Linked DNA regions of Homo sapiens: region 1 is linked to region 2. A link is a loop called in an ENCODE intact Hi-C map of the cell type or tissue named here. Cell type or tissue: heart left ventricle. All regions are shown on one strand. Links, peaks and the distances in the headings refer to the core of each region. The heading gives the core; the rest is flanking DNA. Region 1 has its middle 150 kb from the start of HS3ST2. Region 2 overlaps HS3ST2 (heparan sulfate-glucosamine 3-sulfotransferase 2).

Region 1 (16,052 bases), core at 4,641-12,640, 51 kb before region 2:
GGTTGCACCAGCAATTGTGGATGAGCCCCATAATCTACAAGCCCCAGGTCTCCCTCAGGAAGAAAACTTTGTAAGTACTTGGGAGCCATCAACAAATTGTGTTGAAGTAGGGCCATTCAATGGTATTTTGGCAGGTTTTGAATAGCAAAGCTTAGTGATTCCCACGGACTCTAAGAGGGAGTTTCTTTGAAAATGATGCAGTAGCTACAGGTGTTTAATTTGCTGCATGATACCTACTCTATTGGGAATGATGTAAATATTTGAAGTTTTTGAACGATAGAGGTTGTGAGGAGATATATTTCAAATAAACACTAATAATGATAGTCAATATTTCTTGAATGCATATAAGGTGCCACACAGTGTTCTGAACACTTAATGTGTAATCTTCATGGCAGCCTGTTGAACTAGGTCCCATTTCTCAGGTAGGGACACTGAGGCACAGCGCGATTAATTCATTTACCTGAAGTCATAAAGCCAGGATTTAAACCCAAGTGGTCTGACTCTACACTCAAATATACTGTATATCCCACATACACTCAAATAAGAGAAATTAGTTCTTTCTGAAGCCCCAAGTGTAATATCTCTCACTATGTATTGCATAAGTTGCAGGGAAGAGGTTATTTTGCCTGGCCTGACTGGCTTAAACAAGTAGTCACTAGTCAGGCCACAGAGGACTGGTTAGTGGTCTCAGTCTTGTAAAAGAAATTACCTCTTTTTGCTGTTCACTCTTCAGCCAGAGGGAGGCTGGCTTTCTAGCTCTCTTCCCCACATCCAGTGCTCTGTGATTGTCCAGACACTTAGGGCCAGCTTGACAATATAGAGATAATAAAAATAAAGCTGTGGTGAAAACAACCACATCATCAGTTGCTATGCCAACCTAAGTTGCAACCAAGGCTATTTCATGGGCAGTATTGAGGTAGAAAATGTTCTGGAGGCTAAGGTGGTAGAGGGCATTCAAAATTTCCCTCAATGTCTTTTGAGTCCAGTCTGCCCCAAATAGCCTTCAGTGGTTTACACTTGCCTTCAGGATAAAGTCTCCCTGCTTAACATACCTAAACACCATCTTCCCACTCCTTCCCACCCCTCTGGCTTCATCTCTTTCCATTTCATCACCAGGTTCTGTAGTCCTGCTAGACTGAGCAAATTTTGTTTGGTGTGTCCTTGCTTTTCATCACCTCCAAGTCTTTGCATATATTCTCTGCCTAAAATTCCTTTCCTTCCCTCTGTCCTCCTGCTTTATTCATCCTTTAAGCTCCAGTTTGTATGTCACTTTTTTCAGGGAACCTGAAAATATTAAGAACTGTGAAGGATCTGAGTTTTAGCTTCCTTGCAAGCTAACCTGTTAGTTGGCCATAACTTCAAGGATGCTGCAAAAGACATGAGACACCTGGGTCAGAGACAAAGGATAGTTTATGACTCATAGCAATAGCAGAATCCAGAATATCATCATTTTTGTGTTGGTTCTCTAAGCCCCAGTTCCAAAAGTGTGATGTGAAAAGGGAACCTGAATCTTTTTCTTTTTTTTTCTTTTTTCTTTTTTTTTTTTTTTAGAGACAGGGTCTTGCCCTGTTGCCCAGGCTAGAGTGCAGTAGATGTAATCATAGCTCATTGTAACCTCAAACTCCTGGACTCAAGCAATTCTCCTGCCTCTGCTTCATGAGTAGCTAGGACTACAGGTACATGCCCAGTTGATTGGAAAAAAATTTGTTTTGTTAGAGACGGGGTCTCATTATGTTTCCCTGGCTGGTCTTGAACTCCTGGCCTCAGGCAATCCTCCCACCTTGGCCTCCCAAAGCTCTGGGATTACAGGCATGAGCCACCATACCCAGCTGGAAACTGAATCTTCTACACTGGGCAGTGAGCATGCCTACCCATCACTGTAGAGGAAGATATCATCTCTATCTTTCAAGGTTGTTTTCCAAATATCCTTGAAAATATAGCCCAAGACAAAGGCAGACAGGCCCTCTGCTTTCGAAACATGCAGAAATACAAGAGATCTATGGAGAATTTTCTCCCAATAACTCTGGGTTCAATGTCATCTGCCTTGGTCCTCCCAGTTAATTTCATCTCAACTGTCCTTCACTTGACGGGGACTTTCCTTCATGCTCCTCTCTCATGGTCTACACCAGACTCCTTTGTAGTAACTTCTCATAGAATTGGGCTCTTGTCCTTCAGACCACTTATCTCAGTCTGTAATTATATGCCATTATGGAGATTATTTGATAAACATCTGTTTATCCCATTATGCTATATGCTTCATAAAGTCAAGGACTGTGTCTGTTTTCACAATGGTATCTGTGTTGTTCAGTGCAATGCCTAGTACACAGTGGGAACTGAATTCATGTTTATAGAAAAATTGGGGCTATTACATTGAAAAAGTAAAAATCATTGAGGGTCAGAGTAATCGAGGTGACCTGCCCGAGGTCCCACAGCTAGTTTCGAGTAACTAAATTCAAATTCCCTGAATCACAATCCATTTTCTTTTCCATCCATGAGCACTTAATCAGATTTTGTTTCCGCACAATGGTGGTGGTGGTGGCGGGGATGACAATTAGGTGGGGGCAATGGAAGAAAGGCACGAATGACTTGGGCATGGGTGAGGAGTATGTGACCCCTTTCGGAAAATAGTTGAAATTTTTCTCTCAATTATTCCTGCTCTGGGCTCCGCTGAGAACCAAAATTGGGTTAAGACTATTAGAAGCCTATGAGGCAGACAAATGAATGGTTCAGATTTCAGACTATTGTGGAGATCGTAAAAATAGACACTATTTATTCCTTGGGTATTCCCCTCCCACACTGACTCAGGGCTGGCCTGGTAACTTGCTTTGCCCCATGGACCATTGGCAAATATGACACAAGCAGAGGCTCTAAAAGCACTTGCTTATTGAGAATCTTCCCTCTCTTGTTCATCTTAGGACCCTGTGACACCCGTATGTGAATAAATCCAGGACAGCCTGTTGGGTGATGAGGGACACACAGCCAAGTCATTCCCAGCACCCTAGCCAACCTGAAGCCAACCCACCAAACACATGGATGAGGCCGTCCTAGACCATCCAGCCCTGGTAGAGCTGCCAGCTGACCAAAGAGATCAGCTGAGATGACCCAGACCAAAAGAACCATGTCACTTACATAATCATTAAGAATAATAAACATGCCATTTTAAACCCTTAAGTTTTGGGATGTTTGTTACATAGCAGAAGCTAACTGATAAAACCGCAATGCACCCTTGTTTAGGTTTAAATCCAAGCCTCATCATTTAATTGTTTAGCCTGAAAGAAAAGTTCTTTAACCTGCCTGTGTCTTAGTTTCCTCACCTGTGAAATAATGACAAAAATGGATTATGTAATTTACAGCATTCATGTACACAGTAAATGAGTTAATATTTTAAGAATTTTCAGAATGGTGCCTGGGATATAGTAACTGCTATACATGAGCACAGCTATCATGAAAGATGATGATTTCCACCACCTATGCCATGTGTAATTAAAACAAAAACTGCTTGAACAAAATTGGTAAATGTAAAGACCTCTACAAAGTTTTTCTGGAAATTATTGAATGCTAAGTGTCATAAGCATGCGCTCCTCCCTCGTTTTGGGTGCCATCCCCTGTTACTGATATCTTAAGTGTGTTCTAGTTTCAGGGAGCCCCAGCTGAGAGCCCCTGGGTGGAGGAATTCTCCATCTTCTGGCAGACATTAGGCTCCAGTCAGCCCCCTCCCTGCAGCAGCTGCTGTCTTTCAGCAGGGTTAATCTGTATTCAAGCCAGGGAGTGACAGCACAGAGCAAGACATTCAAATGCACATTGGAGACCCTGTGAAACCTGGTCTCCAGACCATGATCCACAGGGAGGGCAGGACCCTCTCTGCATTGACCCAGGCCTCTGCCCTCCTTCCTCAGGGGCTATGCTAATTAGAGGGGCTGCTCAGCTAATGGGGGTGCTCATTGGCCTGACATGCTCTGAATGCACAGCCTTGGAGGGCGCTCAGGGTTACAGAGACTAAGTCCTTTGGCCAGTTTTCCACCCACGCAGCTGATGAAGTCCTGTTTCTTTAAAATTTCCACTGAATGGTATTAATAGAAAGGGATGGAGGCATCTCCCCACCCTTGTGTTATGTGATATCGTGAAACTGTCCCATGGGGGGAGATGTCATTGTGAGCAGTCATCTCTCCTTGAGGCCTTTGGTTTACATCCAGCTCATTATTACTTACCAGGCCGCTGGTGTCCTGAAATGCTTAACAGAACAAAATATTACAGCATAAGAGAGGAAGATGGAGTGCTGAAAGAAATATTACAGACTGTTCTAGTATTTCTCAACCCTTTTCATTTTATATCATTTTTTTCCTCCTGGGCACACAGACTGTGGCATAGATAAAGGGTGTACAGGGAATGAATAAGAACACAGGCTTTGATGGCAAGCAGATTTGTGTCTGGGTCCCAGCTGAGTCACTTACTGGCTGTGTGAGTTGAATGTGCCACTTAATCTTGCCACACCTCAGTTTCCCCAACTGTAAAATGAAGATAATACCAGTTGCTACTGGGTAGGGTTGCTTGAGGATTGAAAAATAAAGCAGGTATTCTTTCCCAAACTTTACAGGCTTCAACTACTTTTAGATTCTGGAACATCTACCAGGTGCAATCCCTCCTTCCACCCACTTGATGGAACAATTTCATTCTACACAGGAGGAAACAAAAAAAACCTGAGATGGGAAGTTGGTTGTGCCAAGAATCACTGAGTCATTATGCTTTCCAAGCACCTGCCTTGTCACTCTGTCCGCCCTTCCTATTAGGAAACACCCCACAACCACGTGTGTTTTTCTGAATGCTGATCGGACCAGAGATAGACACTTGGCCCAAGGGGTGGCCCATCAGTTCTTGCTTTCAGGAATTTGGCCTGGGACATTAAGCTGAAGCTGAAGTGGCCAAATTGCATTTTGAGAGGTCATCACATTGAATAGGGCCCCTGCAAGGGAGAAAGTGTGTGTCATGAACAAGGGGCAGTTGTGGAGCAACAGGATTTATAATGTAAACTAAAGATAAAGTGTAGATGATGTGGACACTGGTGGGAAGCATCAGAAGATGTGAAGAGCCAAGAGAGGCACATATTGGAGGGTTGAGTTGAGAGCAAACCTGAATGGGCACTTGGCAAGTATTTTTGGAATGTATGGTGGATGACAGCAGGGGAAGAGAAATACTTCGAACTTCCTTGAATTCTGTTCACCTGCCATTTCCCAGCCTCATCCACTTGGCTGGAGTGATTCCTGCTGTTGGATTTCTGAGAGATTTGCAACCCTTAATGCCCCATGGGCATTCTAAGCAATCCTCCTCTCCCTGCCTTTTCTGCAGGCTAAACTCTAATCTGTACCGTGAGATGCACTGCTGCAAAGGGAGGGGCAGGTGGCGAGGGGTGAAGGTTCAGATGAGGAGGAAGGAATGGTGCAAAGACAGGTGGGAGGACATCCAGGGGTACTGAAAACCTCTTTCAGGTTGGACACTGTTCTGGTTATTTATTTCTGCTGTAATGAACCATCCAAAAACATAATGGCTGATACATCTATTTAGTATGATCTGTCAAGTTTCTGTGGGTTGATTTGGCTCAGCCAGGTGGTTTTTACTTAGGGTCTCTTGTGCAGTTGTAGGTAGGTGGCAGCTGGGTTGCTGTCATGTGAAGGCTCGACTGGGCCAGATATAAAAAATGGCTCACTTGTATGTCTGGCAGTTGATGCTGAGTGACACTTGGGAATTTGGCTCTGGTTCTGTGGCTGCCTGTGCATGGCTTCTTCATGTGGCTTGGGCTTCTCGCAGCCTAGAGGCTGGTTTCTGAGAAAGTCCATCCCAAGAGCAAGCCTTCTGCAAGATCCAAGCGGAAGCTGAAAGGCTGCTTTTGACCTAGTCCTGAAAGTCTCATAACATCACTTTTGCCACATTCTATTGGCTAAGCAAGTCATTAAGATCATTCCAGATTTATAGGCCAGGGCATTAAGCTCTACCTTCCAAAGGGAGATGTTTCAAAGAATTTGTATTCATTTCTAATCCATCACAGAGGCCAAGCTAAAGAGGTATGAAAATGTTTCCCCAGTGCCCCAGCAGAGACAGCAGAGGGTACGTTGATGCTGGGTTGGGGTATTGCAAGGTGGGCGGGGATAAAATAATAGGGAAAAAAAAATGGAAGACAATGAGACAGTCTCCAAAAGGCCCTTCATTTCTATCAGTTAGTTAATAAAAGTAGCTATCACTTATCAAGTGCTTTCTATGTGCTAAGTGCTGTCCACAACAAGCTAATGGGTTGGTAACTATTATTATTCCCATTTCAAGGAAGAGAAACTGAGCCACAAGACACTAAGTAACTAGACCAAAGTCATACAGTTTACAAGCCATAGAGCTGGATTTTAAGCAAAAGAATCTAGCTCCAGAGTCCATGCTTTGAGCCACCACACTACACTGTCTAATTTTATTGCCCAACTAGCAATTGCTGAGAATTTGCTATGTCCCAGGCCCTGTTTTAAATCCTTTATATTTTGTTATCTCATTTAGTTCCAAATGGAAAATAGGAGTATGGCTGGAACTCTGGTCTGGGTTATCAATTAGTATAATTCCCATTAACTGCACCAGATTGAGCTCTCCCATGCTATTCATTTCCCATTTCCTGTGCCTGGGATTTGCTGACAGGGAGATGGGTGAGTGACCACATCACAGTGTGAGTTCTAGAAGCAGACAAGCCAAGTGAGCCCCATCACTCAGGCCACACAGGCCACCAAGGTGAGGCCATAGTTCAGGCATTTATCAAGGCAGCCATGTGGGCCAAGGGCTGGATTAATTCATGCCCTGACAGCTAGAGCTAAATTAGATCTAGATAGCACAGCTGTCTCATTGTTTAAGGAATTATAATGCAATGAGCTGTATGCATTTCATAAAAAGGGTTATACGTGCTCATCCTACTAGGAAAAGGCTGACTCTTTATGAGTGCCTCATGCACCACTTCCATGGATCAGGCTAGTAAATTTTGTTCATGAGCAAAGATGTTGATTTGCTCTTAGCTTCTAAAGATAGGGAGATCTGTTGTCAAAGAGACTAGCCCCTCCTCACTGTAGAGATTAGAACACCTCTGGACATGTGGGCTGCTCCTGCCCTGAATGCTGATTTCTCCATGCATGAACAACCCTTTGCTTCCATAGGTCACAGTGCAAGGACACAGTGATCAATGAGGGGGTCTGTGAGAAATGCTATCACCAATCTCCAATGCAATCTCCACTGCAGCATAGTCAGGAATTGATTTCAGAAGCCTCTGAAACTGTCCCTGGGGCAAGGATTGTGGTCTCTTAAATGGAACAATGGCTGCAGTGCTGTAACCTGCAGAATCTGTTAAAGAAAGGACCTTACTACTACTTCGGTCAGAGTCAAAGGTTGATCTTACCTTTGCCTCAGGTTCTCCTAAGTACAAGCATCAAAATTTCAGGGAAGCTAAAAGGTTTAATTGAGCTTGACAAGTAAACCAAAACATACTTATGCTTGATTTCCTTCTTTAAATGATCCCTAGATAGATAGGCTCAAGAGTGAGGCTGATGCTGGAGATCATGTATTTGTAGTGACAGTGAACTGATTGGCCATAGGAGTTTCTGCAGAGGTGTTTAGCAGCCTGAACAAATTCTGGGTATAGGCAGTTGGTGACAGAGGGACAAGGGGATTGAGAGTGTGGGTAGCGAGCAAGTAGTTGAAATGGGGAGTTGTGGGGTCTAGGCTGGTTAGGGAAGAATGTGAAGCTTAGCAGTTCACAGTCTGAGAAAAAGAGAAGGACAAGACCCTAAAGGCTTCAATGTCATTGACGCACGAGGCAGCAGTGGGGAGGGTAAGATATTGCAGCTGGGGAATTGAGCATTTATGGCATGGAACACTTATAAGAGATGCCAAGAAGTTCTAGGCATGGCTTTGGTTGAAATGGGGAAAGTTGCAGCATCAAAGAACAGGGAGCCTCTTGTTGGACAGGTCCTCTCCATAGACACTGAAATTACCCAAGCTGCTGGGGAGTGTCGAGGAGGTTTTGGATGTCAGTGATGAGGCTGGAGGGAGATACGACCAGATGCCATGGACTTCTTTTTTTGCTTGAATTTGGAAGAGTTGATGAGGAAGAAGCTCAGGATACTGTGGGGATGAGAAAGTTCCAGAGAATAAATGCTCCAAGCTGCTTGCATTTTGTAAGATGGCCAAGAATGACAGAGCTGCCTGGTGGCATGAACTGCCTTCAAGTTTCCAGGTCAGGCTATAGATTTACAGGAGCCCAAGAAGCCCTAGCTGCCTCTGAGGTTTGCACAAGGTCTGCCATAATTTGTAGGTATTGACAAACAAATAATTAATTCCAAAAGCAAATTGCAATCCAGGAGTGGGGATGGGCAGGTACATGGTGGACTCAACTGCATGGTGGACTCAACTGTTACCTGGGTGACACATAATCACACATGCAACTACAGCCTTAGGTGAGAAAAAAAAGTCTTGCTGCTTAATTCCCTCTGTGGAATTATTTACTCCTCCTCATAGGTATGCTTTATGTTTCTGTAGAATTTTGGGATGAAGAAAGCCACTGCTGGCCCTGAGTCCAGATGAAGCTCCCTCCCTGGTGCTAATGTCCACAGGTAATATCTTCTCTACTGATTCACCCTATCATGTTCCTTTCAGGAGCAGCAGCTGTGTCCAAAATTGTCATACCTGTGTTACAGACACTTCCCAAGTGATAGGGGTCTTCCTTATCAGATGGCTTGACTGACTCTCAACCATTTTCCATTTTCCCTTTGTAACACTTGGAGGGGAGCAATCATTTTAGATATTAGCCAAGGATCCCCATATGTCATTGCTTTTCCTGTCCATCAAGTTAGTGGGTTTTAGTGCTCCAGAGGAGGGATGGTACAGCAGAGAAGCATGTGACTGTTTGCTATTTGGAGAGAAGGGTTTGGAAATACCTGGTTGACTGGACCCAGTGTGACTTTGCTGTGGGGATGAGCAGATCTCAGCAAGGACTATGCATGGATGATGGACGATGGCCAAGGCAAGAGAGCAGGGTAGCTTGGGGCATGCCAGCGTGGGCAGCAGGCAGTGATAAGGGACCAGTTCACCCTCTGGCACTTGGTTCCTTTGCCCCTCCCACCCGGGGAACAAGTAGGGGTCCTCCCTGAGCAGCTGAGATCGTGTTTTCACCACTCAAAGCAAATGGGGCTTGGGATACCAATAAGGATCAGCTATAGAACCATCCAGAAGGCTCGATTTACTGCACCTCTAATTTGTGGACTGAAATTCTTACTTCTGGAGGAGGCAATCTGTCAGGAATTCTAATCAACTGTGTTTTTAGATTTAATTGTGTGCCTGCATGCCGTACTGATAGCAAACATTAGAAATGAAGCCACATTAGCTCAAGGCAATGCTGCAGCCCGAGAGAATTGGTGAGTGGAGGTGAGATGGCTTTCAGAAGTCACTGCTGATTTTAAAAATTACACTACCTGTGATAATAATGGAGGAAGAGAAGTGGAGCTGAGCAGGAGAGGGAAAGAAAGATGAAAAGGAGGGAGGCTTGCTTCAGAGTTCCCTTAAATGTGGCATTTCTGAAAGAAGCAGATTTATTACTAGAGAGGGCAGGTCAGAAGTCAGAGAAGATTCTGACATCAAATTAAACCAGTTTGCCTTGTAGTTCACCCTTGGTATCAGCCCTTGGGAAGTATTATGGTTTGGATATTTGTTCCCTCCAAACCTCAAATGTTGCAATTTTATGCCTAGTGTTAGAGGTGGGGTGTAATGGGAGGCATTTGGGTCATGGAGGGAAGCAGAGCATATTTATAAGCAGATCTCTCATGAATAGATTAATACCCTCTCTTAGGTTGAATGAGTTCTCACTCTATTAGTTCCCACAAATACTGGTTATTAAATGGAACTTGGTGATCCTTCCCTCTCTTGCTTCCTCTCTTGCCATGTGATCTCTGCATAGCCAGCTCCCCTTCACCTTCCACCATGAATGGATGCAGCCTCAGCATACACAGATGTCCAGTTTTGAACTTTACAGCCATTAGAATTGTGAGCCAAAGAAACCTCTTTTCCTTATAAACTACTAAGCCTCAGGTATTCCTTTATAGCAACACTAGACGGAATAAGACAGAAAACTGAGTCTTCGGCCGGGCGCAGTGGCTCGTGCCTGTAGTCCCAGCACTTTGGGAGGCCGAGGCAGGCAGATCAAGAGGTCAGGAGATCGAGACCATCCTGGCTAACATGGTGAAACCCCGTCTCTACTAAAAATACAAAAAATTAGCCGGGTGAGGTGGCAGGCGCCTGTAGTCCCAGCTACTTGGGAGGCTGAGGCAGGAGAATAGCATGAACCCGGGGGGGGGCAGAGCCCACAGTGAGCTGAGATCGTGCCACTGCACTCCAGCCTGGGTGACAGCGAGACTCCATCTCAAAAAAATAAATGAGTCTTCTCAGTGGGGAAGAAGAGTGGGGAACACACATGAAATTGTGGAAGTACCTTTCAAACTGGGTAATGGGGAGAGCCTGGAAGAGTTTAGAGGGCTCAGAAGAAGACAAGGGAAAGTTTGGAACGTCCTAGAGACTGGTTAAGTGGTTGTGACCAAAATGCTAATAGAAATATAGACAGTATACAGCTGGGCATGGTGGCTCATACCTGTAATCCTAGCACTTTGGGAGGCCGAGGTAGGTGGATCATTTGAGGTCAGAAGTTTGTGACAAGCCTGGCCAACATGGTGAAATCCTGCCTCTACTAAAAATACAAAAATTAGCCAGGCTTGGTGGTGGGTGCCTGTAATCCCAACTACTAGGGAGGCTGAGGCAAGAGAATCACTTGAACCCAGGAGGCGGAGCTTGCAGTGAGCCGAGATTGCACCACTGCACTCCAGCCTGGGTGACAGAGCGAGACTCTGTCAAAAAAGAAAGAAAAAAAAGCAAAGCAAAGCAAAGCAAAGCAAATTATGGGCAATGCCAGAGAGGTCGCACATGGAAATGAAGAACTTATTGAGAACTAGAGCAAAGGTTACCCATGTTACACTGTAGCAAAGAACTTGGCTGCACTGTGTCCATGACCTTAGACTTTGTGGAAGGCTGAGCTTAAGAGTGATGACCAAGCATACCTGGTGGAAGAAATTTCCAAGCAGCCAAGCACTCAAGGAGTGACATGATTACTTTAACAGCTTACAGTGAATTACAGCAGCAAATGAATGAGCTAAAGGCAGACTTTATAATTAAAATGGAAGCAGAGCATACAAATTTGGAAAGTTCACAGCCTGGCCATGTGGTAGAAAAGGAAAGCATTTTCAGGAGAGAAATTCAAGGGTTTGGTGGGAAGTACAAGTTGCTAAAAAAATTTGCATGACTAAAAAAGAGCCAGGTGCTAATAGCCAAGACAATGAGGAAAAGGTCCTGAAGGCATTTCAGAAAACTTTGAGGCTTCCCCCTCTTATCACAGGCCCAGAGGACTAAGAGGACAGGATGCTTTCAGGGGACAGGCCTGGGGTACTACTGCCCTGTGCCACCTTGGAATGTTGCTCCCTGCATCCAGGCCATTTCTTCTTCAGCCTTGGCTCCAAGCAGCCCAGGTACTGCTCGAGCCACTGCTCTGGAGGGCACAAGCCATAAGCTTTGGTGGCTTCCACCTAGATTTCAGAGGTGGAAGCCACCAAGGCTTATGTGGAATCTGTTATGCAGCTCTACGAGGCATTGCAAGGCTTATGCAGCTCTACTAGGCATTGCCTAGGTGGGAACTCTTAGTGATGACTCCACTACTGAGGCAGGTTCCTGCCTGGGCACCCGGACTGTACACCAGAGCTGCAGGGATGGGGCCACCATCAGGACCCCAAAATAGTAGAGCCACCGGCCACTTCTCATCTCACCTGGGAAAAGCCTCTGGCTTAGACTTTGATCCATGAAAGTAGTCATGTAGGCTATGCCTAGCAAAGCCATCAGGGTGGGGCTGCCTGAAGCCTTGGGAGCCCACCCCTTGTATTGGTATGCTGAGGATGCAGGGCATGGAGTCAAGGCGATTACTTTGGAGCTCTAAGATTTAATGTCTGCCCTGCTGGGTTTTAGATTTGCGTTGGGCCTGTTACCCCTTTCTTTTGGCTGATTTCTCCCTTTTGGGATGAGAATATTTGCCCAATGCCTGTACAACCATTGTAACTTGGAAGTGAATAACTTGTTTTTGGCCTTACAAGATCACAGCTGGAAGGAGCTTACCTTAAGTCTCAGATGAGACTTTGGACTCTTGAGTTGATGCTGAAATGATTTATGACTTTTGGGATTGTTGGGATGGAATGATTGTATCTTGCATGTGAGGAGGATGTGAGTTTTGGGGGTCCAGGGGCACAATGCTATAATTTGAATATTTATCCCTTCCATACCTCATGCTGCAATTTTATTCCCAGTGTTGGAGGTGGGGCCTAATGGGAAGTGTTTGTGTCATGGGGGCAGATGCCTCCTGAATAGATTGATGTCCTACCTTGGGGATGAGTGAGTTCTCACTAAATTAGTTCCTGCAAAAGCTGGTTGTTAAAGGAAGCCTGGTACCTCCCCTTGCTCTCTTTCTAGCATCTTGTTTTCATCATATGATCTTTGCACAGCCAGCTCTCCTTCACCTTCTGCCATGAGTGGAAACAGCTTGAGGCCCTCACCAGATGCAGATGTCCAGTCTTGAACTTTCCAGCCACCAGAATCATGAGCCAAATAAACCTCTTTTCTTTATAAACCGCCCAGCCTCAGGCATTCCTTTATAGCAACACTAAATAGACTAACACAGGAGGTTTAGAGAGGATCCACTTGTTAGGATTCTTTTAGGCACAGAGCTCTCAGGGTGGAGCTAATGGTCATGGCCCTCAGCCTCAGAAGTGTGGCCCTCATTAGCAGTCTCTCATGCCCCTGAGCATGGATGGGAATAGTTTAGACATAAATGCCGTGTTCCTGATTGACTTGTTTCCACTGAGTCCATACGTATTAGGGATCTGTTGGTAATTATCCGGCTCCACTTCAGCCCCTGGGGGCCTGTATTCTGCAGCAGTAATGAGCCTGAGCAGCCTTTCTGGCATAATAAACAGCACCAGAATGCAGGGAAGGGCACTGACTTCCTCTTTCAATAGGGCATCTCAGCTTCAAGGACGATCAAGAGACACACAATCACAGGCAAGCTTTAATTGCTTTTGTAAAACTGCAGATGAGTAGCAGGCATTGAGGTCCCCCTGAGTCTCACTTGAGAAGTGAGCTCTTTATTCATCTTGTGTGCTTGAAAAGGGGTGGGAGTAATGACAACAACAGCAACAGCTCTCATTTAGTGAGTACTTATTATGTGCCAGGCTCTGTGTGAAGTGCTTTATGAGCATTATTTTATTTAAAACTCACTGCCACTATATGAAACAGGGACTACTATTTTCCCTATTGTACAGATGAAGAAAGTGAGGCTCAGAAGAAGTGATGTGACTTGTCCAGTTGACAGAAGATGGATGTAAATGATGGGAAGCTAGGGAAGAGCCGGGGGTCCTGGACAGGAGGGCATGGGAAACCTTTTCATGCTCTCTTTGTCTTCAAGCTTGATGAGAAGGAGATGAAGTTCTTCAGGGGAGATGAAGGCAGAGTGATATGTTCTCATATGAAATCTTTGTCACAGTTTCGCTTTCTGACTCTCATAAGGAAGGAAAAAAGATATCAATGAAATTTCCTAAAATCTGCCTGACAATCTGTGTTCAGGTAAGTTACTATGGGACCCCAAAATGTCACAACCTTCAAAACTAGCAAGAGGCCCTAATAATGGCATTTATAATGTCTCAGGAACAAAGTGGCCTTTAAGATAAAATAGATAATACAATTTTTTAAAAAGGAAAGAAGCAACCATAGGCACAAATGACTGGAAAGACATATGCAGCCACCTGAGTGGTAGAATTCTGGACAATTTTCCCCTTCTTTTCATTTTCTATAATGAACCTACTTTTAATTTAAAATAATCTTTAAAACAGTTCTTTAAAAAACAACCATAAAACTGTCTCTTACAAACTCAGTTGTGGATATAAACCATTTCAAAGAAAGTAGAAATGAAATCAACATCTTTGATTTTATGGGATAAGCTAAAGCTGAATTCAGGAAAAATACTTGTCTTGAATATTTTAGTCATTAGATGAGTAAAAAGTGAAAATAAGTGAAATGAGATTGACCTCAAGCATTAGAAAGAGAAGGTGAACAAAATAAACCTAAGCAAAGCAGGAAGGAGGACTTTAAAGAATCATACATTGAATCTGAAAACCTAACACCAATAAAAATTGATAGCTACATCCCAGATCTGGTTCTTTAAATGGCCAGTGAGATAGACAAATCTCTGGAAAATAAGAAAATAGTCAAAATTCAGAATGGAAAAGGAGTTAGAACTATGGACTTAGAGGCTATTTTAAAAGAATTACCAAAGGATATACTATAAGATAATGCAAATGAATTTTAAAACTAGATGAACTAGATTTTTTGAAGGAAAATACAAATGAATAAAATTGACTAAAGAAAGAAGTGGGAAATGTAAATAGACAAGTAGCCCTGAAAGAAATAGTAAAAGTTGTAAACAAACAAAACCCCACTTCCCCAAAATATTGTATGCTCAGACAATTTATGGATGAGTTTTGTTAAACATGCAAAGAGCAGGTTATTTACAGACTCCTAGAAGAGTTAGAGCAAAAAAGAAGAAGAAGAACAAGAAGAGGAAGAAGAAGAAGAAGAAGAAGAAGAAGAAGAAGAAGAAGAAGAAGAAGAAGAATAAGAAGAAGAAGAAGAAGAAGAAGAGGAGGAGGAGGAGGAGGAGGAAGAAATGTTTCTCAAATAGTTTTATAAAGCTAGCATAACTGACAACAAAATCTGATGAAAACATTGCAGAAAGGGCCCAGCACAGTGGCTCAAACCTGTAACCCCAACACTTTGGGAGGCCAAGGTGGACAGATCACCTAAGGTCATGAGTTCAAGACCAGCCTGGCCAACACAGTAAAACCCTGTCTTTACTAAAAATACAAAAATCAGCTGAATATGCTGATGCATGCCTGTAGTCCCAGCTACTCGGGAGGCTGAGGCAGGAGAATAGCTTGAACCCATGAGGCAGAGGTTGCAGTGAGCTGAGATCATGCCACTGCACTCCAGCCTGGGCAACAGAGCGAGACTCCATCTCAAAAAACAAAAACAAAAAACAATAAAAAAAAATCTTAAAAGATAACAATATCTAGTCAAAGATGAATGAGATGTGGGCTCTTGTCAGCATACTACAATTTGGTGCCGCTTCAAACCTAATTTAAATATTAAACATTTGAATTATAGAAGTTGTATGTGCTCGTTGAAACAAGTTAAAAAATGGATGCAATTGAAGCATCTAAAGTAAAATTAATAATCTTTTCTACCCGTCTCCAAACTAATATCCCTAATAAACACTGTTAAAACTATTGTATGGTAACTGTCTATATTTTCCTTTGCTTATATAAACATATGGAAATGTATGGCTACTTACATAGGTTTCCCCTTCTCTTTAAAAAGTAGAAAGTACAAAAGATATTCTTCAGCTTTCTTTAATCAGTTATCAGTTTATCATGGATAATCTTCCAATTAATACACAATACTCTATATGATAAAATTGATGTTCATTAAACATTTATGTAGTACTTATAAAGCAGAGTGGCTGGGTGTTGGTAGGGAAGAGTGGGAAAGGAGTAGACTTCAGCCTCTCCACAGATGCCCCAACAATTCAGTTCTGACCCAGAACTTGCATGAATGTCCCACTGAGCAAAATCATATCCCTATAGTTAATTGGACCATCCTTCTTAGACAGTGGTTCAATGACCATCTATTTGTTCCTTAGGAATTTTGGTGAATACAATGTTCAGTAATATTTGAGTACTTTAGTGATGCTTCAAAGTACTTAGATGCTAAACAGTCATTTGAAGGACTGTTTAGGTGTCTCATCCTATGATCTAGCACTAAGTCTATAGTGGATCATGGGATTAGGAAATAAGCACTTATATACTGTATGTGGAAATTTTTTACAATCTTATATAAAGATAGGA
Region 2 (16,052 bases), core at 5,058-13,057:
CCTTCTTCCTTAGCAGAAACTGCAATTCTCGGTTGTCAGGGAAGCAATGTTTTCAGCTAAGAGATTACATTTTCTGGTCTCCTCTGCAGTTAGAGGTGGCCAAAAAGATGTACATATAAGTTACTGGGCCAGGTGTGGTGGCTCACGCCTGTAATCCCAACACTTTGGGAGGCCGAGGCAGGTGGATCACCTGAGGTCAGGAGTTCGAGACCAGCCTGGCCAAGATGGTGAAACTCCATCTCTACAAAAAATACAAAAGTTAGCCTGGTGTGGTGGCGCTGACTTGTAATCCCAGCTACTTAGGAGGCTGAGACAGGAGAACTGCTTGAACCCCAGAGGTGGAGGTTGTAGTGAGCTGACATCATGCCATTGCACTCCAGCCTGAGCAACAACAGATAGACTCCGTCTCAAAAAACAAACAAAAAAAAAAAAGGAAGAAAGAAGTTACCGGGTAGAATTTCTGGGAAATATCCTCAAGGGGGATTGATTTAATTAGAAGGAGTAACTTCTTTCTTTTCCTTTTCTTTCTGACTAGAACATAGATATGATGGTTGGAGCCCCAGCAGCCATTTTGGACCATGAGGATGGAAACCATGGAATAAGGATGGTGTGGCAGAAAGATAAAAGGAGGCTGAGTCCCTGATAACATAATGGAGCTGCTGCACCACTTCTTAACTGTCCGACTCCAGACTTCTTTGATTTGAGAGACTAAATTGCTGATTTATTTAAGCCACTGTTGTCAATAAAAAGCAGTTAGGAATACAGTTCCTAGAAGGCACATTCATATTTTCATTTCACACTAGAAAAATGGAATAAAATGTGTTATAAGTTGTTTGGGGGGGGCTTGCTTTTTCCCCCCAAATGATAAAATCAACATGTTCTCAGTATTTACCAGAAAACTAAAGGCAAAGTTCATTGTCACAATGTGAGGAGCCCCACTGAGACAACTATTTATTGACCTAAGTTGATTTTTCAGATCTCTGGTGCTGAACATTGGGAGGTGGGGTGAGAGGGTGAGGAGATTGCGTATGTCTACCTAGGAAGGGGACTAAACAGGAAGGAGACCAGCAGCCCATCTTATCCTGGGAAAGGTGGGTTTGTATTTCTGCCCCTAGCATAGGTAGGCAGGTGTGAGATCCACCTTGAATCTATGGGAAAGCTGAGCGTATTCCCTGGACTGGGATATGGTGTAGATGGGTCCGGGGCCAAATCCTGTGACCAGAATTTAGCCCAGTGGCCTTAAGTCTTGGTCCCAATTTCCCCCACCTAAAACAATCATGCCTCCAGATGCTTTTCAGACTGGCATGTAACACTCTTCCAAAAGATGAAGATTCCTCTCATTCTTTAAGACAGGGCTCCACTGTCACCTCCTCCTGTCCCGATTTTCACCAGGAAAGTCTCCATTCTCTTCTCTGTGCCCTTCATCATATAGATTCCACTTATTACATTATATAGTAATTATTTGTTTATACAACTCTAATTCTCATTAGTTTGGGGGCTCCATGGGGGTGCAGGAAGGAAGGCCAATATAACTGTGCGTCTCTGGAGCCTGGCAAGTACACCTAAGTGTTTAAGGTTAAAAGAATTAAATCCCATCAATTACTCATTTTTAAAAATTCATCTAGTAGGTTCTTCATCAAGTTTAAGGAAAAATTATAACCTCATTGTCCCTCTGGGGCAAGCCTGTCCAATGAACAATTTGGTTCAACTTTTATGTAACAAAGTTGTCAATTGTTTCTCAGCTGCCACAAACCCTCTGCTCATGTAACCTAAGCATGCTCAGATGAACCAAGCTTGCAACTTCTGGGGGCACCCTAAGTGCTCAGACCAAGGAGTGGGGACTGAATGGAGAAGCAGGTATCACACGGCAGGATCCAGAATCCAATCAGATCAGGCTCTGCTGTCACCTCATGGCAGGACCCAGTCAGATCAGGCCTCCTGACATCACTTCATTTCAAGATCCAATCAGATTGCACCTCATTACCCTATGCTTATAAAACCTGACCCAGCCCCAGCTCAAGGGGCCACTGCTTTGGAAACTATCCCTGGTGTTCTTTGTACTTGTTGCAAGTAATAAAAACCACCTTGTTAAACCCCTCTTGGTTGTGGTCATTGGGCTGTCACTGGCCAAGCTACCAAACTCATCCATTGTGTGGGTAACAAGCTGAACTTCATCTAAGAGGTTAAGAGATTTATCATAAGTGGGAGAAGAGTAGGAAGGTGCTCCATGGCCTTCTTCATGAAGTTCTTGCTGATTCTGTGTTGTTCTCCTCGTTTATATGACCTTAAATTCTTGCATTGCTTCAATTATAGCACTTTGCTCACTGTCTCATGTGTCTCCTATGTGACTTGCTCCAGGATAGTGCTCATACTGTGGCAATCAAGGGTGTGGCCTTGAGACTAGAGCCTGATTTGACTCCTGGCTCTACCAGGTGTGAGAACTTTAGACATTTTCTTTACTTTTTTTAAGCCTTACTTTTCTCATCTCAAAATGAAGAGAGCATCAATATCAGCTATCACGTTTGAGTGTGATTCCAAACACTTCATATGAATTAAATTTGTTGAATCCTCATGAAACCATTATGATATTGGTACAATTCTTAATACCCCTGTTTTATAGATGGGGAAACTGGTACAAGAACATAAAATAACTTGCCTAAGATCCCAGAGTAAGAGAGTAGTAAGCTAGGGTTAGAACTTAGGCATCCATGCTCTTAACCACCACAACCAGTGCTTTTACTTTTGCTACACTTTGAAATAGTACTTGCCTTACAGAGTTATTATAAGATACGGAAAACACAATCGCTGGCATACAAAAAGCACTGAATAAATGTTAGCTGTCATTACATCTGTACTCCCCTTTTGCACACATTCAGTAAATTTTTGTTGAATAGTTTTGAGTGTTAATAAGTGTTTATGAGGATATAATAAAGAGACACATACACAAAAGAAGACACAAACCCACACATAAGTATGCATCCATGGAGAGACACACATGTGCATACCAAAAGGACTGAATGTGGAGTATGAGGAATCACTAAGGATCAGGATACCAGCAGAATTGGAGAAGCTCCTGAAAGGCAGAGCTAGAAAAATAGAAAGAGTCTTGGATGTCCAAAGGCAGAAGTATCCAGTGCTAATTTCTGGAGCATTCAGGGACATGGAATCCCAGTGAATGGGGAGGAACTGCAGACAAGGCTGCCATGCAAGACTGCAGTTTGTGCCTTACAAAAAGATGCCACCTGGGGGTTGGGGGGCAGAGTGGGGGCTGATATCCAATCTGTACTCCATTCGCCATGCTGTATACTCAAAACACTGTGTCCACCCCAAAGACGCACCTTTTCTCATTTATCTGCCAATGAGGAGTGCCTTTTTCTAACTCTCACAAAGGCTAATGATGGCAATAAAGATCCCAAGAGACCTGAGGGATCTCAGGCAGAAAATAGAGCCGAGGAACAGGGTCTATTCTTGTGGTTAAGCAATGATCAAAAAGGCTAACATTCAGGTTAGAGAGCCCCAGAAGTTCATTCATGTACTCAAATAATTATTAAGTATTTATGCTTAATAATTATGCTTAATTTTCAGGCACTATGCTGAAAAACATGGGCACAATCCCCACTCTCATGTAGCTCCCAGACCTCTAGAGGAAACAGATATCAAACAAGTAAACTAATATATAATGTCAGATAGTGATAAATGCTATAATAGACATAAGAATTGCAAGATAGAGAGTGACTGGGGAAGACGAAGGGCAAGTTTTGGGTAGATATTTGAGCTGAGAACTGGATGATAAGAAAGAGATGGCCATGAAATCTTGAAGATTAGCCCTTTAGGAGGAATAAGTTGGTGTCAGAGTTTAGGGACAATAAGGACACCCAGAGATTTACCATCCCAAGTGGGGCATGGTTGAGAGCGAAGAGGCAATGTTGATAATTACGCCAGGACAACAGGTATAAACTGGGCCTGAACTGGGAAAATCAGAGTGAATGAGCACCTTACCTTAGGGGGCATAGGTATTAGGTTTATTTGGCCAGAGAATCTGGAGCTCAGCATTTAGACTGAGCCACTTGATCCTGGGTTGTGAAAGTGATTTAATTCACCCATTCATAGGAAGAAGGAAATTGCTATGAGCAATTCTGTAGTTCTGTTAGAGATGCAGCTGATCTCAGCCAACAGGAGTATTGGAGCAGTGGTGGATTCCACTGCCAGGAATAAAGGGAATATGAATGGACTGCCTACTCTGTGTGAGGCAAGTGTTTTCTTGCTTAATCTTCACAACAAAAACCCCTTATCATGGGTACAAATTTATGTCCCAATTTACTGATGATAAAATTGGCTCAAAGAAGTTAAATAATTTCCCCAAGGTCATGTAGCTAGGGAATAACAGAGGTGGGATTCAAACTTGGACCTATTGGGTCTGAGCAAATTGTGCTTGCTTCTATACCATATTGTCCCTAGACAGAGGCAGGGGAAAGAAAGCAGGGGCTGAAACAGGTACAGACACATTCCAATATGTGTGGAGAAGCATACTCACATATTGACACAAAGCCACAGAGAGAACCAGAAGCACCTGGAGGCTTTGCTATGTGGAAAAGGTTCTGTGGCCAAGACAGCTAGATATCCCTCAATATCTGTTCTCCCCTTCTTTTACAGAATATCCTATTTTTAGCTCAGCATAGTAACACCCAGATTAAAGATTACATTTCCCAGCTTCCCTCACATCTAAGTGTGACCAAATAACTATGTTCTACCCAAGAGGATGTAAGTCAAAGTGGTACCACTACCTTTGCACAACCATAGGAGGCACAATTCACAATATGAAGATGCTGAGAGTAGAAATGATGTTACAACCTCAAAAGGAAAAGGCATGTTCTTCCTGGGCCCATTTTTCCTCCTAAGAGACTGAATGTACCAACGAACAATGGCAATAGAACTCTGACCCACAACCTCTTCAGCAACCTGCTTGGGAAGCCAGACCACAATCCCTGCAGCAACTGGCCCAGAATGGGCAAGACTTGGTCAATAACTGCCAGCTTCTCCATTTTTTGTCCCTGCTTCCAACTCAGGATCAACTACAGAAAGTCACATATGCCTCTGAATCAATCACATAAGATGCCCGTTTTTTGTTTGTTTGTTTTGTTTTTTGTTTGTTTTGTTTTTTCCTTTTTTTTGTTTTTGTTTTTGTTTTTTTAGATGTCCAGGGTACAGTGCAGTGGTGTGATCACAGCTCACTGCAGCCTCAACCTCCTTGGGCTCAGGTGATCATCCCGCTTCAGCCTCCGGAGTAGCTGGGATTACAGGAGTGTAGCACAATGCCCAGCTATTTTTTCTTTTCTTTTGTTTTTTTTTCATAGAGACAGGGTTTTGCCATGTTGCCCAGGCTGGTCTCGCACTCCTAGGCTCAAGGGATCTGCCAGCCTTAGCCTCCCAAAGTGCTGGGATTATAGGTGTGAGCTGCTGCACCCAGCCGGATGCCCCACTTCTAATGAGCCCACTTCCAGCTTTCCTACGCCAACTACCTCCAATCAGGCACCCCTGAAGCCTTCTCTCTTTTCCAGTGTGAACCTTTTTCACTGTTCTGCCAGCCTGTGAGTTTCTGCCAAATGCAAGACTCTTTGCTAGGGCAAGCTCTGAATCAATGACCTCTGCTTGCTCTCTTTTGGATAGTCTTCATTTATTTCTACACCCTCTTCCTGCTGAGTGGAATGCAGATGTAGTAGGATGCAAGGGTCTCCAGTCTCTGGTGTCATGGAACTGCCGTCCACTCTGGGCTGTTAGTAAGAGAGAAATACATTTCAGTCTTTTAAGACACTGCCATTTTGTGTCTGTTTCAGCAACCTAACCAAACACACACACACACACCCTGAGGAGCCTTTCTAGTTCAGATTGAACACTCAAACTTCATCTATTTAAAGCATACTAATTTGGAACTTGTGCAAGTTTGCCCTGGGGCAGCCTGGGTAAAAGGGTCCATTTGCACTGGATTAAAAAAATCAGAGTTTGCTGAGCAGATTCATGTACTCCAGATTTTACTCATTTAAACTAGGATTTTTAAGCATCTTTCATTTGCACACAATGATTGAGATGCTAATTACAAGAGACTCATACCTATTCATTAATACTTGAAATTTACTTAGTCCGGGCAGTCTGAATGTGCTTGTCATGCGAAGGAATAAAGCTGCATTTATGTGCAAAAAATTGAAAAATTCAAAATTTTCATGAATTCTGACTGATCTCTTCAGAATAAACAAGCAAATTTCATTGACTCTTTCTTAGGTGATTCCTTTGTGTCTCAATGCACTTCTGTCTCCCATTGGATATGGCTTTGGCCCCTATAAGGCCCAGAGTTACAGAACACCAAATACTTCTGGATGGGAAATGTATAAGGGCAATTAATTAATGCACATATACAATCTGCCCTTTTTCTGATCACCAGACGGCCAGGGCCCCAACTTCAAAGCAGGAACGGCTTCTACCCTGTCACTTCTCCAGATCCACAGGGGAAGCACAGAGGCAGACCTGCAGAACTGATTTCTTGATGCCATGGATCCAGTCATTTGATTCCATGTAAGATGCTTGGGTAAGGAAGATGGGCCATGATGCAGAATTGTTGTATTACACTTTAGTGTCTTCCACCCTTATAAGTCAATCTGATCTTCAGGGAGTTTCTACTGTGCCTGACAGAGCACACAAAATCCAAGCAGTCCCCAGATGTTCAGCAATCCTTCCTTGCTTCCTATGGACACATGGAGGTATCTGGGAAGCATCCCCCAGAAATGCAGTTCCTTGGGACACCCTCATCCACGAACCCAGACTTCCAACATCCATCCACCCTCTCACACATTCAACCATCAGACATCTGCTATGTGCCTACTACAACTTAGCAAGATACAGTCCTGACTCTCGAGGAGTTCAAATCTATGATGGAGGCAGACATTTACACAAATAATTATAATCTAGTGTGACAAAAGCTGCCATTGAGTCATGTACAAGCTCCCAAGTGAACAGAAGAGTGAGCAGATAGCTTAGCTGGAGAAGGCTTCAAAAATATCAAGCAAACGACACTTGAGTGAAGTCTTACTGGGAGCATGGGTTTCCATTAGCTGGAGACGTGTCAGGGAAGAAAGCATTCCAGGTGAAGGAAGGAAGCATTCCAGGTGAAGGAGACTTGAAAAACTCAAGAAAAGGCACATCATTCTGTAAGGTTAGAGCAGAGGATGAAGGAGAAACTGTAAGTTGGGGTCATCTTGGGTGCCATGCGGGAGGATTTGGGCTTTACAGGAAGTTATGAGACACAGTCAAGGCAGGGCTGGGAACTCAAATGCCTACAGGAGCCTGGCAAATGGCACAAATCAGCAAGGGAGGGTGCCTACATGGGGAGTTGTAAAACTGGGGAGCGCAGGCCCCATCCAAAGGCAGCAGCCAATTGTTGCCATGCTGCAGGGCAGGCTCAGTGTAGCCAAGTCTCTCTTGTTTTTTTTTTTTTTTTAAGAAGAAGCTGAAAATCCATATTTTTTACATATGAATGCTCCCAGTTTCTAACTGTTGACAGTTATTTCAAAATATCATGCTGGCCAACCAAAAAGATATCTGATGCCCCATCAACCTTCGGACCTTCAGTGTAGCACTTCAGATCTAAAATTTCTAAGCAGAGAATGAACACAGACTTATGTTTCAGATAGAGGGTGTCCCCACAGATCTCATGTGATCTTTCTGCCCCAGCTTCTGCCAAGAAGAACTTCTTTCCTCATCTCCACCACCGCCTTGCCTCTGCCCCATGTAGTCCTTGCCCTCCTCCCTGACCCCCCAGACCACCCCCAGCACCAGCTGCCTTCTTGCACTGGGAGAAGTTTAATTAATGAATTGTGCTGCAGAACCAGCTTACAGAGAAAAGCCCAGCATTAAGGACACGAGAGAGCCATATTTATTTCACATGGACAAGCATGATTCCATTGCATGCTGAACATGAAAGCTCGTATGAGCAAAGTACCCGTAACAGCAGAATTATGTGCTTTTGTCCACAGGGAGCAGGGAGAATCACAAAGTTGTTTTCAGAGACAGTGTTTTTCAAGCACAGTTGAGACCATAGGCTCTGAAGTCACTGGTTTATTTCATCACCAAAGGGTCTGTCTCCCAGGAGTGGCCGGAGGTGCTTTCAGCTTTGCAATCTCTCAATGAATTGATAAGGTCTGAGGAGGGCTGAGGATGGTCTCCCATCCCACCACCCAGAGCATCTTGAAGAAATGAAGCTCAGAGGGAAGATACATGCCACTTGGAATTAACAAGGCCACTCCTGGGTGGACAATGACAGGGACCGACTGCTGTGTTCATAGCAACAGAACCATCATCGCTTATAATATCTATCATCATTGGAACATTCACTCTTCTTAAAGCAATTCTCCAAGGCCCTTTATGGGCAGAAAGGAGAATGATTCTGGAATTTACTGGACGTGCCAGGAGCAGATCAACTTTGCTTGAACAGACTGATGAAAACTAGTGGCAGGGACTCTCTGGTCTCTTGGCTTTAGCTGGGCTTCCTGGTTCCAAGATGATGCAACTCAAGTTGGGAAAGGGGGCTGGAGCCAGGGTTTGTTGGAGGGAGATCAGAGGGTCTGGGAGCAAATCTCACGGAAGAGATGAGCAGAAGAGCCCTTGAGAGCCCTTTCCTTTCGTGGGCTTATTCCCACCTGAAGTCCTGCCCAACGGTTTCATAAAATTTGATATTATACGGTCTATAAAATTCTCGGAGCTGGTCTATCACTTCAGGATCAATCTGTACATGAGTTCTCCCTTTTGATTTGCCCAAGCATCGAGGCAGGAGGCTCGATTCTGTTTTTTTCAAGCAAGGGAATCCTTTGGTCTTGTTGAAATAGAAGTGCTTGTCCGTGATGAATCTCTTAATGCCCAGGAAGTCCTGGACTCGCCCCATCTCGCCGGCCGGGTCAGTGATGAGTCGCTCGCCACTGACGAAGTGAATCTGAGCTAGCGGGAAGTACTGCAGCCAGCTCTCCAGGTGCAGCACGTACATGCCGATGCGGATGGCGTTCCATGACACGTCCACCAGGCCCAGGGTGCGGTTGCGGAAGGAGAGGCCCTCAAAGGTCGGGATGTCGGGCTTCTTGGAGAGTGTCTGCGTGTAATCAGAGATGGCACGGGTCACAGGGTTCCGCACAACCACGATCAGCTTGGTGTCTCGGGACATGTTGAAGATGCGTCGAGGAGCCTCTTGAGTGACAAAGTAGCTGGGCGTCTTCTCCAGCGTGATCTGGCTCTCGAGGGTCCTGGGCATCAGGCTCCTGTGTGGGCAGAAGGAATACATCATCAAATAGGTTTCCCTGGGGCCAGGCCTCAGGCCCAGCTACATCAGCCCTTCCACCCAGGGGCCTGTTGCATCCTCCTCCTGGCCTCTGTTCCACTCAAAGCTTTCACCTGGTGAGGTACTCACTTTAAATCTTGTTGATTTTCTTTTCTTCTCTTTTTTTTTTTTTTTTTTTTTTTTTTTTGAGACAAGGTCTCACTCTGTCGCCCAGGCTGAAATGCAGTGGTACAATCACAGCTCACTGCAGCTTCCAACTCCTGGGATCAGGCTATCTTCCCATCTTCCCATCTTCCCATCTTCCCATCTTCCCATCTCAGCCTCCCAAGTAGCTGGGACTACAGGTGTGTGCCATCATGCCTGGCTAAGTTTTTCTATTTTTTGTAGAGCAGGGTCTCATTATGTTGCCAGGCTAGTCTCGAACACCTGGGCTCAAGCAATCCTCCCACCTCAACCTCCCAAAGTGCTGGGATTACAGGCTTTTTTTCTTATTTAATTTTTAACCTGTTTGCTTCAAGCCTGGAAACAATCTAAACATCCATCACAGTGAGCTAAATAAATTGTGGAATAGCCAATTAATAGGGTTAGGTAGATCTGTATGCATTAATATGGAATGATTTCCAACATACAGTGTTAAATGAAAACAGGCAAGATACAGCTTGTATATCTTAAGAAGGATAAATAAGTTACCAATAAAAGTGGTTGCTTCTAGGGAGGAAACTTGAGGTGAGTGCAGAATTAGAAGATGAGGGATAAATGAGAATTGCTTTTTTTTTTTTTAAGAGACAGGGTCTCACTTCACTCTGTCTCCCAAGGTGCAGTGCAGAGTTACAATCATGGCTCACTGAAGCCTCGAACTCCAGGCTCCATTGATCCTCTCACCTCAATCTCTCAAGAAGCCGGGACTACAGGCTCATGCCACCACTCCTGGCTGATTCTTAATAATTTTTGTAGAGATGGGGTCTCACTGTGTTGCCCAGGGTGGTCTTGAACTCCTGGGCTTAAGTGATTCTCCTGCCTCAGCCTCCTGAGCAGCTGGGATTACAGGTGTAAGCCACCATGCCTGGCTTATTTTTTGTATTTTTTGTAGAGATAGGGTCTCACTATGTTGCCCTGGCTGGTCTCAAACTCCAAGCTTCAAGTGATCCTCCTGCCTTGGTTTCTCAAAGTGCTGGGACCATAGGCACAAGCCACTGCACCTGGCTAAGAATTACTTTTTATTGTATAACCTTTTAAGCTGCTTGAAAATTTTAATGCATTTATTACATATTCAAAAATTACAAAGTAAGCCACTGAATATTGTTCTGGCAAAAGATATTTCTCCAAATATATTAAGAAAATCTTTTTTTGGGGAAAAAGTCTTGTCTTGCAGGAATAGCAACTGTTTTAGATATGAGTTCTGACGTCTTCTGCTGAAAAACATTTGAAATACATCCTTTGTGTAGGCTTGAACAAGCACAGAACTCCAGGCTGCTTGGGACCTCAGTCAGGAGTCAGGCTATGTAACCTCTCTTTCCCTTGCTTTTTAATTTCCTGGCTCTGCTTGAGACCTTAAGGGATGTGGGAGGAAGCACTGAAGTCTCTTTCCCAGGAGCATCTCATTCAGGCCTTGATGGACGGGAGCATCCCTGGTTCCCAACCGCTACTTCTTGATGAAGGTCATAGTTGACCCTTACGTGCATTTTTCTTAATCCTGGCTGCGCGTTAGAACTACCCGAGAAGTCCCTTCCTTCCTTCCGCCCTCCCTCCCTCCCTCCCTCCCTCCCTCCCTCCCTTCCTTCCTTCCTTCCTTCCTTCCTTTCTTTCTTCTCTTTCTTTCTTTCTTTTTTAAATAAACATGTCTGGGCTCTGTCCTAGAACAACTGATTCAAAATATTCAGGGAAGGGATATACTTCTATAAAGTTCCTCAGCTCATTCTAATGGGAAGGCAGAGTTGAGAAACACCTTTCCCAATCCTAATGAGGTAGGAGGCGGGTCTAGACTCCGGAGGCAGGGCTTGCTTGGACACAGGACCAAATTGAGGACTAGCTAAAACAGGGCGGGGAAGAAGCAGCTTTCCACAAGACACGCCCACCTGTGTGCCCTGTCAGCTTACCATTGCCATGGCAACGCCCCGAGGTGACCATCCCTTTCTATGGCAACAACCTGATGACTTGGAAGCTACCACCCTTTTTGTAGGGTGGTAAATTTCTGCATAATCTGCCCCTTAATTTGCATGTAATTAGAAGTGGGTATAAATATGACTGCAGAGCTGCCTCCGAGCTGCTACACTGGATACACTGCCTATACAACACCCCTGTAGGGTAGCCCTTCTCTGCAGGGAGCAGTGCCTCTGCTTCTGCTGTACACTGCTGCTTCAATAAAAGTTGCTTGTCTAACAACACCGGCTTGCCCTTGAATTGTTTCCTGGGCAAAGCCAAGAACTCCCCAAGGCTCGCCTGCCCTGCATCACTAACACTATGATTTACCAACCCCCAGAACATTCATTCTCACATCCTTTGGAATATCAACTCCTGGTTCTTAGCTTTCTGCTTCCTGGCTCCTATCACTATCTCCACCCAATACCCTGGCCTCGCAGTTCTTTGACCTTTGACACTCCAAGTATTTCCATTTTCTCTTCCCTTCACCAACTCTTTTTCATGGCCATACGTTGGGTCATGTCATTGCAATTTCCCTAACTCTGAAATGGTTAACTCAGAAATTTCACTCTAAAACTATGTAGAGGTTTGAATGGTGACCTTCCAAAAGATATGTCCGCCCAGAACCTTTGTTCTGTTTTGGGGTTTTTTGTGTGTGTGCGTGACAGAGTCTTATGCTGTCGCCCAGGCTGGAGTACAGTGGTGCCATCAGGGCTCACTGCTGCCTCAAACTCCCCTGGCTTAGGTGATCCTCCCACCTCAGAACTCCCAGGTAGCTTGGACTACAGGCACTCACCACCACTCCTAGCTATTTTTTGTATTTTTTGTAGAGACAGGGTTTCACCATGTTGCCTAGGCTGGTCTTGAACTCCTGGGCTCAAGAGATCTACCTGCCTTGGCCTCCCAAAGTGCTGGGATTACGGTGTAGCCACCACACCCAGCCCACCCAGAACATTTGAACGTGACCTTATTTGGCAAAAGGGTCTTTGCAGATGTAATTAAGTTAAGGACTTGCATATGAGATCATCCCGGATTAGAGTGGGCCATAAACCCAATGACGAGTGTCCTTGTTAGAGAAGGGAAGAAGAGTCACACAGGAAATACGGTGACCTGAAGATGAAGGCAGAGTGTGAAGTAAGATGTCTACAAGACGTGAACACCTAGGATTGCCACCAGCAGCCACCGGAAGCTAGGAGAGAGGCACAGGGCAGATTCTTCTCAGAGCAGTCAGAAGGAACCAACCCTGCTAACAATTTGGTCTCAGACTTCTATCCTCTAGAACTGTGAAATAATGCATTTTGGTTGTTTTAAGCCACCTAGTTTGCAGTAATTTGTTATGGTAGCCACAGGAAACTACAGATTACAACCTTGTCCCTTTCTACCTTTTCCACAGTCTCAAACTTCTTATACCCATTTTCAAATTCATCTGGGATTCTCTTGATTTCACTTTATTCCATACCTTCTCTGTACCCAATGAACAATCATTTCAATAGCATCATCTTCATCCTCATCAATTTTCCTGTTCTAATTGCTCTCCCCAGTCTCTAATAATGCATCCTTCCAGCCTTTTATCCTTTCCAGTTCTGTCCCTGGGTTGCCAAACAGCACTGGAGAAAATTGCTGTCACTTACAAATATATCCTTAATATGTTCATGGATTCTAGCTTCCATTGAACCCTCAGTACTGCTCAGTGATCTTATATTTGTCTTTTCAGGCCCTTTCCATCATTTTTCATAGTAAATGTTTCAAATTCTCATCATACACTCCCAGCCTGAATCCTTTCATCCACCCTTAACATGCAGCTAGTCACCCATGACACTAGAAAGGCATAAGCTTTCAACCTAACACCTCAACTCCTTCAACCTGCCTCTCCTCCATCTTAAAGCTAATCCTTATGTGCAACCATCCTGAGCCCCTCCTGCTAGTCTCCGAGAACAAGGTATGCAAGGGCTCACCCATCCACCTGTGCTTAGATCCCTTCCCCTTCTACCTTTCCTGCAAACCCACCCATTGGCGCCTTGAACCTTCTAATTCATTGCTAGACTGATACAACTGATCTTTTTCTTCTAGGCCCAAAGTCTATGTAGACCCTTTTTGGTTGAAAGTTGAAATCGTATTTATTAGTATTGAGTAGGACAATTAATAGCATTTGTTAGTATTGAGTAGACAATTAAAAAACAATTTTTAAAAAATTGAGTAGAACTAATTAAAAAAAGTAGTATTGAGTACATTGTTTGCATTATGTGCAAACAATCACAAGGGCACTTGAATAGAATTCTTTGGCTGGATTTTCTTAGAAATCTGGATATATTAGATCGTGACTGTGGCATATATGGTAATCAGGTGTTGGCCTGTATGACAGGAATAGATGAAATTACATAAGTGTAACAGCGCATTTAAACTGTGTTTAAAGACTTCCCAAATTCTACAGGGGCTGTTGCAATAAATGTCTTCCCTGGCACAAGGAAATTGACTTGACTTGCCATTAAACAGATTCCTTTGCAATATCCTTCAATACACTAAAGAATATCCAAGAAAGGAATTGAGGACAGATTTTCTAAGCTTACTTGACTATAGAGCTGTGAAGCACCAATTAACATCTCTTTTTGTTACCAGTTTGGAAAATGCTGACCAAATCCAGTGATCTCCAAAGTATCACATTATTCCCCCATCTGTGCACTAAAGTGAAGCTCCACCCTTCTAACTTCTTTTTTCCTTTTCTTTTCTTTCTTTTTTTTTTTTTTTTTGAGATGGAGTTTTGCTCTTGTTGCCCAGGTTGGAGTGCAATGGCACAATCTCAGCTCACTGCAACCTCTGCCTCCCAGGTTCAAGCAATTCTCCTGTCTCAGCCTCCCAAGTAGCTGGGATTACAGGCATGTGCCACCACGCCCAGCTAATTTTTTGTATTTAGTAGACAGGGTTTCACCAGGTTGGTCAGGCTGGTCTCGAACTCCTGACCTAGGTGATCCGCACACCTTGGCTTCTCAAAGTGCTAGGATTACAGGCATGAGCCTCCGCACTCGGCCCACCCTTCTAATTTCTAATTGGTGTTATCAGTTGCAAAACCAAATGGCAAATACTAAAGAAGATATAAGAATCAGGTTGCAAACATGCTGTAGTCATGCCACAAGTCAAAGGGCTCCTGGGTACTTCAAATTTTCTCTATCCCACCAAAAAACACCCTTGAATATTTATTTCTCCTTGGGTCATTGGAATAGAGTGTTGGAGTCCTGTGTGATGATAACGTGCAAAGGTACTGTGTATACCTTCCCATGCCCTGTGCACATTGGAGGAAGACGTGATTAGACTTCCTTGGGGCTCATCTTTCTTCTTTATGTCACTGTTTAAATTTTGCTTACTTGTTTCCAGCTGCTAGCAAACAGCTGAACTTTTCTCTCACCCTGCAACCCTTTTAAGCTTCTGTCTCCTTTGTTTTCTATGTAGCTCTGCAAAAGTTACTGAAAGAATAATCTAATGCTCATTGTTTGGACTTTCCTCCCACCTGTTATTTTAAATTGCTCAGGAACTATTTTCCCTACATCTGGTAACAGCCCCAGATTTTTCCTTGAGGACTACTACTCCTGCTTTGGACAAAATCTTGATGGGCCAAGGGTGGGGATGCATGTCCAAAGTTAGGCTATTAGGAACCAATTGTGTTACAAAGACTAAAAAGGTGTCATAAAGATTGAAATTCCAATCAGATATAAAACCCTGGAAGAGATTCCTCATTAGTTTCTGTTGCCAAATCCCTGCAGCTATCTAGGTTCTTGCCCTTTCTGAGACCTGGCTCTTCCCCTTTCTTCTGGATTCTGTGAGTTACTACACATCCTTCCAGTAAGTTTCTACTATTTTAAATTAGTTAGAGTTGGTTTTTGTTGCTTGCAATCCAAGAATTTTAACCTATCTTTTACAGTCTGGCCTCTTGCGATCGTTTGAATATTTGTCCCCTCCAAAACTCATGTTGAAATTTAATCCTCAACGTGGTACTATTGGGAGGTGGAGACTTTAAGATGTGATTGGGTCATGCGGGCTCTGCCTTCATGAATGGATTCATCTATTCATGGATTAATGAATTAAAGGATTAATGTGTTAATGAATTAGTGGTTTATCATGAGAGTGGAAGTGGTGTCTTTATAAGAAGTGGAACTGAGCTAGCAAGTGAGCACACTCAATCCCCTTCCCATGTAATGCCCTGTGCTGCCTTGGGACTCTACGGAGAGCCCCCAACAGCAAGAAGGTCCTCACCAGATGGAGCCTCTTGACCTTGGACTTCTCAACCTCAATAACTGTAAGAAATAAATTCATTTTCTTTATAAATTATCCAGTTTCAGGTAATCTGTTATGAGCAACAGAAAATGGACTAAGACACTTATTTTCTGTTGAAGCTATACCCACCCCACTTGATTATAAATTACATGAGGGCAGGGCAGGGTGTATCTTATTTGCAGCTGTATCTCCCGAGTCCACCACAATCCATGGCACAAGTAAGATCTTTATCGGTATCTTTGAAGTTTAAATGAAGCCAACAACCTATCTAATCCATTTACTCATTGAAGCCCTCATCCCCTTTACAAATTCCTAACTCTCCCCAAACCAT

The links. A loop is a pair of places that touch in the nucleus more often than their neighbours do. Peaks named below come from ENCODE experiments on the same cell type or tissue, not always from the same donor. Only the 100,000 strongest peaks of a DNase experiment are listed, where the experiment ranks them.
Region 1: it touches region 2 in a loop (2.1-fold over the local background); 4 of 110 quality-filtered maps call a loop at or near these places.

What each region holds. Positions count from the first base shown.
Region 1 is chr16:22,958,456-22,974,507 of GRCh38, reverse strand. No RefSeq gene overlaps it. Among named protein-coding and RNA genes, the nearest start is that of HS3ST2, 150 kb to the right of the region's middle. In heart left ventricle, for the core only: no CTCF peak of the experiment used is centred there; no DNase peak of the experiment used is centred there; H3K27ac peaks cover 4 bases.
Region 2 is chr16:22,908,188-22,924,239 of GRCh38, reverse strand. HS3ST2 (heparan sulfate-glucosamine 3-sulfotransferase 2) reads right to left here. Exons shown (of 2, transcript NM_006043.2): 2 at 7,902-9,296. The coding sequence ends at 8,678. Among named protein-coding and RNA genes, the nearest start is that of HS3ST2, 100 kb to the right of the region's middle. In heart left ventricle, for the core only: no CTCF peak of the experiment used is centred there; a DNase peak (open chromatin) is centred at 8,989.